Regions from separate parts of the Homo sapiens genome. Here region 2 is linked to region 1. A link is an interaction called in ENCODE POLR2A ChIA-PET data of the cell type or tissue named here. Cell type or tissue: PC-9. All regions are shown on one strand. Each heading gives the region's core, and the rest is flanking DNA. Links, peaks and the distances in the headings are about the cores only.

Evidence for each region. Peaks named below come from ENCODE experiments on the same cell type or tissue, not always from the same donor. Only the 100,000 strongest peaks of a DNase experiment are listed, where the experiment ranks them.
Region 2: POLR2A ChIA-PET joins it to region 1 with 13 read pairs; 3 of 35 experiments call an interaction of 5 or more read pairs at or near these places.

What each region holds. Positions count from the first base shown.
Region 1 is chr14:75,533,149-75,538,529 of GRCh38, forward strand. The region is part of intron 2 of BATF (basic leucine zipper ATF-like transcription factor); the gene reads left to right. Among named protein-coding and RNA genes, the nearest start is that of BATF, 13 kb to the left of the region's middle. RefSeq lists an enhancer at 454-523. In PC-9, for the core only: no CTCF peak of the experiment used is centred there; a DNase peak (open chromatin) is centred at 2,953; H3K27ac peaks cover 4,187 bases.
Region 2 is chr14:75,142,421-75,147,801 of GRCh38, forward strand. It overlaps TMED10 (transmembrane p24 trafficking protein 10), which reads right to left. Exons shown (of 5, transcript NM_006827.6): 3 at 5,244-5,317. Among named protein-coding and RNA genes, the nearest start is that of NEK9, 18 kb to the left of the region's middle. RefSeq lists silencers at 5,046-5,340, 5,286-5,381. In PC-9, for the core only: no CTCF peak of the experiment used is centred there; no DNase peak of the experiment used is centred there; H3K27ac peaks cover 1,149 bases.

The sequences.
Region 1 (5,381 bases), core at 149-5,148:
CTCCATGCTGGTGTTGATGCTGTAAAGAACGACTGTTTGGGAGGCCAAGGTGGGCAGATCATGAGGTCAGGAGACTGAGACCATCCTGGCCAACACAGTGAAACCCTGTCTCTACTAAAAATGCAAAAAATTAGCCAGGCGTGGTGGCGGGCGCCTGTAGTCCCAGCTACTCGGGAGGATGAGGCAGGAGAACGGCATGAACCTGGGAGGCGGAGCTTGCAGTGAGCTGAGATCACACCACTGCACTCCAGCCAAGGCAACAGAGTGAGACTCCGTCTCAAAAAAAAAAAAAAAAAAAGAATGACTGTCTGTCTACATAGGATGATGGTCCTAGGTCACAAACTGACAGCTGCCTGTTCAGCAGATGTCTTGATGGAGCTATTCTCAGCAGCACCCAGACTTCCTTCTCTTGAGCAGAATGGGAGTCTCCCCAGAGTGCCCTTGTGCAAGCTTCTCAGAGGTTTTCTTACTCCCCTCTTTTGAACTTAGTCTAGTCCCCTGCTTCCTAGGAGGGGTGGGTTGGGTCCACAGTATAAAGGCCCCTTCAGATTGTGGGATATCTGTAGAGGGTTCCACTACGGGTTCACATGATGGCTTGTGGAGGGAATAACAATCATAATAGTCATACTACCTTGTTGATAAAATTTCAGAATTAAGTGGGAACTCAGAGATCTTCTAGGGTGACTTGCCACATTTCCAATGAGGAAACTGAGGACGCCCAAGAACCCAAACCTCTTGCCTTCCCACCAGTCTGCTTTTGTTTCATGCCACTTTGCTGAACAGAGCTTTACTAGGCAGGTGTTTACATAAGGCCTATTGCAAAGGTGGGCCAAGAAGCAGGCCATTAACCAGAACACTTGAACTGCCTAGACACTCATCAGCTCCAGAACATACGGCTATACATGAGACCAGAAAGAGAGTGAGTCCAAACTTGACAGGGGCTGAAGTGTAAATGTTTCTTTGTTTAAAGAGATTTTAAAGTTGTAATCCAAAATTAGAAAGGGCAGTGACATATTGGGGAAAATATTTGCATCAAATTAAAGAAATGAAGGTTTAATATTTATGCTACAGAAAGAAACTCTTATAAAGCAAAACATCAGGACTCCAATAGACAAGTGGGCAGAGGCAATGAACAGAAAGCTTACATAATATTTTTCCTACCAAAATGAAAATACCCTAATTTCCTATTCTGATTATGAAAACGATACACACTAAGGCAGGGTTTCTCAACCCCAGTGGAACTGATACTTCGAGTCCGATAATTCTTTGTTGTTGGGGATTGTCCTGTGCCTTGTAAAATGTAAAATTTACCCACAAGATGCCAGTAGAACACCCCCTCACCCTGCTTAGTTTGATAACCAAAAATATTTCCAGAACTTGCTAAATGTCCCTGGAAAGGCAAAATCAGTCCTAGTTGAGAACGCTACACTAAGGAGAAAGACACATGGAAAGTTGTTCTTTCTCCTTAATACTTGACAACCTGTAACATTAACATGAAATTAAGAAGCCTTCATCAAGCTAATTGGCAACAAGTAAATTATTTAAAATTATAACACCTAAATGCCAGTGAGGTTGTAGTGAAATGGATAGAAGCATTCGCTAGTGGTGACATTATATACTTGATATGACCCCTTTTCAGTAATACTTCTCAGGACTGGGAAGATTGAATGCCTCCTTTGCCTCATTCATTTCATTCCTAGGAATTTCTCCAAGGAAATCACTGAACAGAGACAAAACCCAGTGTGCATCACGATGTTCATCTCAGCATTATTTTTAATAGTGACAATTTGATAGCAACCAAGATGTCCAGCATTAGAAGACCACTTTAAGTAAATTGTGGATAATCAATTTGATGATGCAGTCATTAAAAATTATGTTGACTATGTAGATGTGACAAAGTTATGACAGAAAGCAAAATACAAATTGTATGTGTACTATGATTGAAATTTTGTAAAAATAAGTATGCATGTTTGTTCAAAAGGATGAGATGGCCAAGTGGGATGGTTCATGCCTGTAATCCCAATACATACGGAGGCCAAGGCAGGAGGATGACTTGAGACCAAGCTGGGCAACAGAGTGAGATCCTGTCTCTACAAAATATAAAAATAAAAATAAAAATAATTAGCCAGGCGTGGTAGCTTGCACCCAGCTACTTTAGAGGCTGAGGTGGGAAGATCACTTGAGCCCAGGAGGTTGAGGCTGCAGTGAGCCCTGATTACATCACTGCACTCTGGACTGGGTAATAGAGTGAGACCCTGTGTCAACAAAAAGGATGAGATCTCAATATGTGTAAATGAAAACAGCTGTATTAAGGGACTAGGATCATGGGCGTTTTTAACTTTTAAAAAATATCTTTAATGTAGTTATACTGTATTTTTTTATTTTTAAAGAAACAGAAGAAAATGGCCAAATAGAGAGCTGAAGGAACTCTGGAGGACATCAAGTACAAAGAGACAATATTACTGAGCTCGAATTTGGGGATCAGGTTTTGGTAGGAGACCTTATAATTTATACCCCAAATAGGAATACTTCGAGAGTGGAAGATGGAACTTGTAAATATTACACCAGGAAAACAGGTGTCCCAGTAAATGTCTGGTCACCCTAGACAGGGAAACCAAGAAAGATGACATGAAGCTCTTATGAAAACTCAGAAGTGATAAAGTTCAGAGTCAAGTAGAGGGGACTGGATTCCTATGACCAAAATGTGATTTCCTGCAACTGAGGACCCTGTAACTAAAAAAGGGTACTCAGCTGGCATAAGAATATGTCTTATCATTAAGAGAGTAGGATGACACAGAAAATTATAAAGCAAAGGCCATATTATCAGTACTAGAGCTGAGATCAGCGGAAGTGATTCATCTACTCAACAAATATTTATCAGCCAGGAACAGTTCGTTCTAGGCACTGAGAATATTGCAGGGACAGGACAGACAGAGTCTCTGATTTCACGAACCTTACAGTCAGTTGGAAGTCAGGCTGGAAAACAAATAAACACACTAATCACATGACATGTAAAGTGCTTCAAAGAAGATGAAATCATGCAATGTGGAAAGTGTCTAAGGGACGGGATTGGGGCAGCGATCAGGGGAGGCCTTCCTGAGGCCCTGGAATTTGAGATCAAAGGTGAATCAAAGAGGAGACTGGAAAGATCTGGGGAGAGGGTGATCTCAGCCTAGAGAGCCTTGAGGCCAAGCTGCGAGGCCAGGCAAAGGTCAGAAAGGTGCTTGGTAAGGTGGAGACCAAGTTCAAGACCATAAGGGAGTGAGGAGGAACTCAGTAATAATGGCAATTGTAGGGCTGAGCACAGTGGCTCACACCTGTAATCCCAGCACTTTGGGAGGCCGAGTTGGTTGGATCATTTGAGGCCAGGAGTTCGAGACCAGCCTGAGCAACACAGTGAAACCCCATCTCTACAAAAAAAAATTTTTTTTAAATATCCAGGCATGCACCTATGGTCCCACCTACTTGGGAGGCTGAGGCGGGAGATTTGCTTAAGTCCAAGAGGTCGAGGTTGCAGTGAGTTGTGATAGCACCACTGCACTCCAGCCTGGGCAACAGGGCAAGATCCTGTCTTTAAAATAAAATAAAATAAAATAAAATAAAATAAAATAAAGGCAATTGTGCTGCTAGGAGCAGGAACTGGATGGGGCATGTGGTGGGGACCCAACTAATTCAAACCCTGCCTGGGGGATTTCTCTGAACCTAAACTCTGATCATAAGTTGAGAAGCAATAGCACCTCACTAGGCTGTTTGACCGTTTAATTGAGAGGGCAAATGTAAGAACAAAGCAATATTGTCATTTTTTTTTTACACTGTTCCTTTGTTTAATGCAGACAGCCTGCCCTTTTCCTAGAAATCAATCAGATATATTATCCTACATGAACACACACGTTCTTCTTTCTGGTTGCTTATAAACTCTTTAAGGATATCAGTAGTTTCAGGGGCTTGGCCTTTCACAACTAGGCAAGTCTCCTTTGTTGGGTATGAATGGAGAGAGGGTCAAATTTGAACTAGGGAAATGGCACGACGAAGTTCTTAAAGTGGTTGTAATTCTGCCACTCCCACGCTGTTGGTTCAGTTTGGGGAATAAACAGAGGTTTGACCTAGGCCTTTTGAAAAAATGAATCTCTTGGATTCATTTGGAAGTATCCCAGATTTACAAAGTAGAAGCTATTAAAGTGTTTGAGTGGTGGTTAATCACTCTCTAGGAATTCTCATGGACATCACAGATTTACTCAGCTGACCCTTCTTCATAGGCACATCTCAGATTTTGGAAAATTATTCCAGATTATAAGTTGGCAGTCAAGCAACGTGATTTGATCGAACACTTACTCTATGGCAGGCACTGTCCTTGTCACTGAGAACAAAACAGTGAAGACAATAATAGCTCCTGCCCTCACAGAGCTCAACAATGTAAATGGTAAGGAAACGAAACGGTTAAAGTTATAATTAATGAAACACGAATAGATCCCTGAGCTCTTGCCTTTCCATTATATGAATGAACTGTGCTGGACTATTTAGAATTGTTTCCACCAATTTAAGAATATAATAGTAGTGTGCTTAAATGGACATTTTGTTTTAGAAATTTTTTTAACTAGAAATAGTCTCCCAACTCTTTAAATTTTTTAATATTATACTATAAATGATAAAATAAAATACATATTTAATAAAATGAAAATATGTAAAAATATAAACTCTTTAAGGATATCAGTAGTTTCAGGGGCTTGGCCTTTCACAACTGGGCAAGTCTCACAAATTTAATTTGTTTGTTAACAAACAAATTTAATAAAATCAAACACTATATAGTTATGTTATATTTTTATTATTTTGAGATAAGGTTTCACTCTTTTCCCAGGCTGGAGTGCAGTGGTGCGATCATGGCTGACTGCAGCCTCCACCTCCCAGGCACAAATGATCCTCCCACCTTGGCCTCCCAAATAGCTGGGACTACAGGTGTGTGCCACTATGCCTGGTTAACTTTTAAATTTTTTGTAAAGATTGGGTATCACTATGTTGCCCAGGCTGGTCTCAAACTTCCGGGCTCAAATGACCCTCCTGCCAAAGAAGCCTCCCAAAGTGCTAGGATTACAGCAACTGCACCTGGCCTTATGTTATTATTAAAAGGAATCCACTATGAACATGATTTTTTGCCCATTTGGCTCACTTAGGAAGCATTTTTAAAGTCTTGATGCCTGCAACCACTCCAGAACAATTAAATTGGAACCTCTGGGGGTCTGGCATCCAGGAATCCAGACTGTTTAAGGCTCTCCGGGTGCTGGCAGTGTGCACAGCCAGGGTTGAGAATCAGAAGCAGTACATTTGCAGCCTATCAGGTCTGTACCTGAATATGTGGAGTGAGTAGAATGTGTGGAGTGAGCAGA
Region 2 (5,381 bases), core at 88-5,087, 390 kb before region 1:
TGCTGTAAAATTCGAGAACAGAATCCCTGACTTCCAAAAGCATTTATGCTCTCTGTACCCAAATCTGACCTATCTTTCAAGCCTCCTTGAAAGCCTCCTTCAACCACTCTTGTCCACACTGTCTTCCCTGAAGCCCTACAACACATACTGTGTCACACAGTTAACACTCAATCATATATTGTCATATTCACAAATTGTTTTATTTTTATCCTGTCCCTCCACACTAGTTTGGCTCCTGAACTCAAGGAAATTAAAATGATTTATAGTTTATATAGTCGTAAAGACCTGAGACTTGGTAAACACTTGTAATTGACCTGTTCTGCCCACTCTATGCCTTCTTCAAAGAAGCCAACTTTCTCAAAGTAGCTAAGTGCTGCTGGTCCCCTGAAGCAAGTGTTTCTTGTATACTAAAAGCACTCTGCATTGATTTTTTTTCTTTCTTTTTTTTATTTTTTTGAGATAGAGTTTTGCTTTGTCACCCATGCTGGAGTGCAGTGGCACGATCTTGGCTCACTGCAACCTCTGCCTCCCAGGTTCAAATGATTCTCCTGCCTCAGCTTCCCGAGTAGCTGGGATTACAGGCGCCTGCCACCACACCCAGCTAATTTTTGTATTTTTAGTAGAGACAGGGTTTCACCATGTTGGCCAAGTTGGTCTTGAACTCCTGACCTCAGGTGATCCACCTGCCTCAGCCTTCCAAAGTGCTGGGATTACAGGTGTGAGCCACCGCGCCCAGCCTGCATCTATTTTCATGAGGCCCGCCGCCTAGGAGAAAGCCTTCTCTACCACCATATCTATTAACATCATTCTTACTGGTCATGGTAGGTACTGTTTGGAAAAGCTACAAGTTACAAAGCCTTTTTCTGTATAACACCTCCAAAATACCAGTAAAATTAAACTCTTCTAAAACCATATCCAAATCTTCCATTATAATGAAGATTTGAATCTAAAGAGTTCACAGAGTTATATGTAACTGTACCAAGAAAAGGTATTAATTCTCTGAAAAAACTGCTTCTTAAAACAGAGGTGTTAATCTAACCTCTAGGGAATCTCTAAATTCTTTTCCTTGGTGGAGCATCAAGATCCAAGAGAGAAGCTTCTTGTGACAAGACAAATTCAGTCAAAGTAGTTTGCTGCCTCCATGCCTCCCACCACAGCCCCCACCAACTCCAGGAGCACAGCAATAAATGTGAAGACCATCTAGTCTAACACAAGCAAGATAAACATAACAGAGCTGGCACAGTGGCTCATGCCTGTAATCCCAGCACTTTGGGAGGCCGAGGTGGCCAGATCACTTGAGGTCAGGAGTTGGAGACCAGCCTGGCCTACATGGTGAAACCCTGTCTCTACTAAAAATACAAAAATTAGCTGGGTGTGGTGGTGCACACTTGTAATCCCAGCTACTCGGGAGGCTGAGGCAGAATAATTGTTTGAACCCGGGAGGCAGAGGTTGCAGTGAGCTAAGATCACGCCACTGCACTACAGCCTGAATAACTGAGTGATACTCTGTCTCAAAAAAAAAAAAAAAAAGGACTTTGGATCTAGTACATGGAATCAGAGTTCCTCCTTCCTGAGAGCACTCAGAGAAACAGAACTTTTGGAAAGTCTTCAGCTGTTGCTCCAACCAGGGCAGCTGTGTTTTTGGAATATAGATTGATAGCAAATGACAGACAAATAGAATCGCCTAGGCAAAGCGGTATTTTACTCGTGGGACACACAGCCCAGGAGTTAGAAGATGTGTCAGATAGCTCCTTCTTTGTCGGACAGTAATTGCCTGCATTCTCCCAACTGCACAGACAGTAAGTCCCTACAAACAACTGCTCTAGTTCACAGATGACAAACTAAAAAGAAGTGGCTCGGTTCACATCCTGAATCTACAAAGATACACCCTCTGAAGGGCAGAAGTGAGACAGTGGTCAGAGGTTCATAAAATAAAATGCAAGAAATCAAAATCAAAAGTGCTTTATTTCCGAGGACAAAGGCATTCTTTCTCTTTAAAGAATTCAAACAACAAGACTTAATGCTTCTTCACAGTATGACAAGCATTCTGTCTTCCAAATAATATCATCTTACATTTGTATTGTGTTACATAGCAATTTCACATGGATTAATTAATAACAATTTAGGTAGGTAGTGTGGTACAATTACTATTCAATCTTACAGGACCACATGGGATTTCAGAATTATGAGTCCACAGATATGAGGGAGAGATGTGTTGGACATGAAAATTAAAGAAGTATGCCACATTCCCGAATCTTAATGCTGATGCCAAAGATTCCAAATCCTCTGGAGATAAAGCCTCTCCATTATCTCAAGGGCCTGAAATTAAATCGTTCAAGTGATTCTCTTGCTTCAGCCTCCCGAGTAGTTGGGACTACAGGTACCCGCCACCATGCCCGGCTAATTTTTGTATTTTTAGTAGAGATGGGGTTTTCGCCAGGTTGGCCAGGCTGGTCTCCAACTCCTGACCTTGGGTGATCCACCCACCTTGGCCTCCCAAAGTGCTGGGATTACAGGTGTGAGCCACCGTGCCCTGCCAGCTAACAGCCATTTCTAAGCAAGGTTCAAGGCAGCCTTGCTGCAGACTGAAGAAAGGGCTGGTCTTCGGACTGTGTCATAGCCATTCCTCCTCTACATCAATCTGGTCTGCTGCTGGGGAGCAGGGGTGAAGGGCAGGAGGGTGGGGATAGATGTTAAAGAAAGTAGTGGGGAGGAGTTTCTTGGTTAAGAAGCAGAACCTTGGAGCTGTGTTGTAACTACATGCGTAAAGGCAGGCTTAGGACATGTCAGACGTCTGAAGCAGGAAGCAGGCAAAGGAAGCACCGTGGTTTTCTTTGGGCTAGGGATTCCCCTCTTGGGTTAAGCAAAAGGTCAGGAAAGATAAAGCCCCTTTCCTAATGTCTATAAAGTCCAAGGATGATGGAAATTCCAGGAGGTATAGGGGTTCTAAAATGCTATACGACAGCTGTGTCCAAAGCATTCTTTATATAAACCCACAATAATGTCATCTGTTTTTGAGGGGAACTAGCTATGTCTACTGTCTAATAGGGCATTGATGTGTTGTTATTTAATAAATACCCTTGGGCTGGGCGCGGTGCCTCACGCATGTAATCCGCCAGCACTTTGGGAGGCCAAGACAGGCAGATCACGAGGTCAGGAGATCGAGACCATCCTGGCTAACATGGTGAAACCCCGTCTCTACTAAAAATACAAAAAATTAGCTGGGCGTGGTGATGGGTGCCTGTAGTCCCAGCTACTCGGGAGGCTGAGGCAGGAGAATGGCGTGAACCCGGGAGGCGGAGCTTGCAGTGAGCAGAGATCCCGCCACTGCACTCCAGCCTGGGCAACCAAGCGAGACTCCATCTCAATAAATAAATAAATAAATACCCTTAATGACAGGCATCATGTTGGAGAAAAAGATTACAATAGGTAAAATTCCACAGAGTACAAATTCAACTGAGAATGGTCCACAGTTCGGGAACAGAAGCAGTAACCACAAACTGGAAATCATTTTACCTATTCTTCTACCTTATAATAATGAGAACATTCTCCCTAGTGTTTTATATCTTATAAAAGCACTTTAACATAATCTTATTTAAATATAATTAAGATTCTTCTGAATCATGAAGGTTTAAAAAAATTTTTCAATTTACTCAAGTTCATCAAATAAAGAGGTCTTCTTGTTTTATTTATTTAAATTAAACTAGCCTGGAAACAGAAACAAACAATTGAAAATTCTCTACCGGAAACTGTCTCCCATTCACAACTGTATCACTTGCTCCTATTTACTGCCTCTAAATAACGCTACCTAGTTTCATTCAATTGAGGATTTGAACAAGGAAAGAGCTGCAACTGTTGTACTACTTCCTGTTGCAGAATTAACCAGTCATTTCCAATCTTCTTCCATTTTAGGATATTTCCCTTCCAAAGTGCTGTCCAAAGAGAGAGCAACTTCTGTTCCACTATTCCTAGACAATTTTCCTAAATCACTTAAACCAATTTTCCTTCATTTACTTAGTTTGCATTCTTCAAAAGCCCATTCTATTTCCTGTACCCCACTCCTCCTTCATGCCCTTACGTACTGTTTTGTTGGGTAAAAATACTCTTATCTTTCTGTAAAGATCAATTATCTAGTCTTAAATAGTTCTTGTGGTTTTTCAAAGGTGCCCTTCATTTGAAGAACCCTTTTGTGCTGCCCCCAAGTCTCGCAGAGATGAAAAAGGCTGTTGTCCTTCTCCTCATTCTGTGTACACCTCCATCTCCCTGTCACCCAAATAAGTGTCAGTTTTTATTAGTCTATAATAAATAACTTCTTATCAGCATCAAATTTCTATTATCACCATTCCTAGTCTCTTGCAGCTTTTTCCTCCATCCTGCCCTCTTCCTTGAAAGTTTGAAATTATTTTAACTAAAAACTATCTTTGACTATTGTTATTTCCCAAACACAAAACAGTTGTTCAAGACTAAACAGCACTGAATCCATGCCCCAGATAGATAGATAGATAGATAGATAGATAGATAGATATACAACTGTTGGTCTTGGGGAAAAAGTCTTAGGAATTAAAAACAAATCACTTTTCTTAACCTTGGGCATTAACAAATAACTGAATTCCAGCTTTAAAAAATTTAAAATATCTCTCTCTACACACACACAGTTCAAGAGAACTAATGCCATATGCTTCAGTGTTTTATCAAACCAACATTCTGTGGGACAGTTTGTTCAGTCTTTGGCTGACAGCACAGCCAGAATTATTCTTCAAGGCTGTTTTTTTTTTTTTTTTTTTTTGAGATGGAGCCTTGCCCTGTCGCCCAGGCTGGAGTGCAGTGGCACGATCTCGGCTCACTGCAGCCTCTGCCCCCCAGGTTCCAGCAATTCTCCTGCCTCAGCCTCCCGAGTAGACTAGCTGGGATTACAGGCGCACGCCACCACTCCTGGCTAATTTTTGTATTTTTAGTAGAAACTTGGTGTCACCATGTTGACCAGGCTGGTATCGAACTCCTGACCTCAGGCGATCCACCCGCCTTGGCCTCCCAAAGTGCTGGGATTACAGGAGTGAGCCACCGCGCCCGGCTAAGGCTGTTAATACCACTTTTTGTATCAGTAAGATCATGGCTGGCTGTCACAAGACTGCTAAGAAACCACAGCCCTTTGGGCAAAGCACAGCCTGTTGGCCTGCCGAGGTCACAGAAACCTCACAGCATAGCACACTGCTGCCTCCTCTGGCTGTTAGAGCAGGACATACCTCTTCGTAATTTTTCGCCTCCACTCCATGCTTCATGTCTAGGATCACGAGTTGGTCAGGTATCCGCCCTGTTCCTGAGAAAGAAATCAAAGGAATCATTGTGTGAAATACTTAAAATTCTGGGAAATTACCCACCCA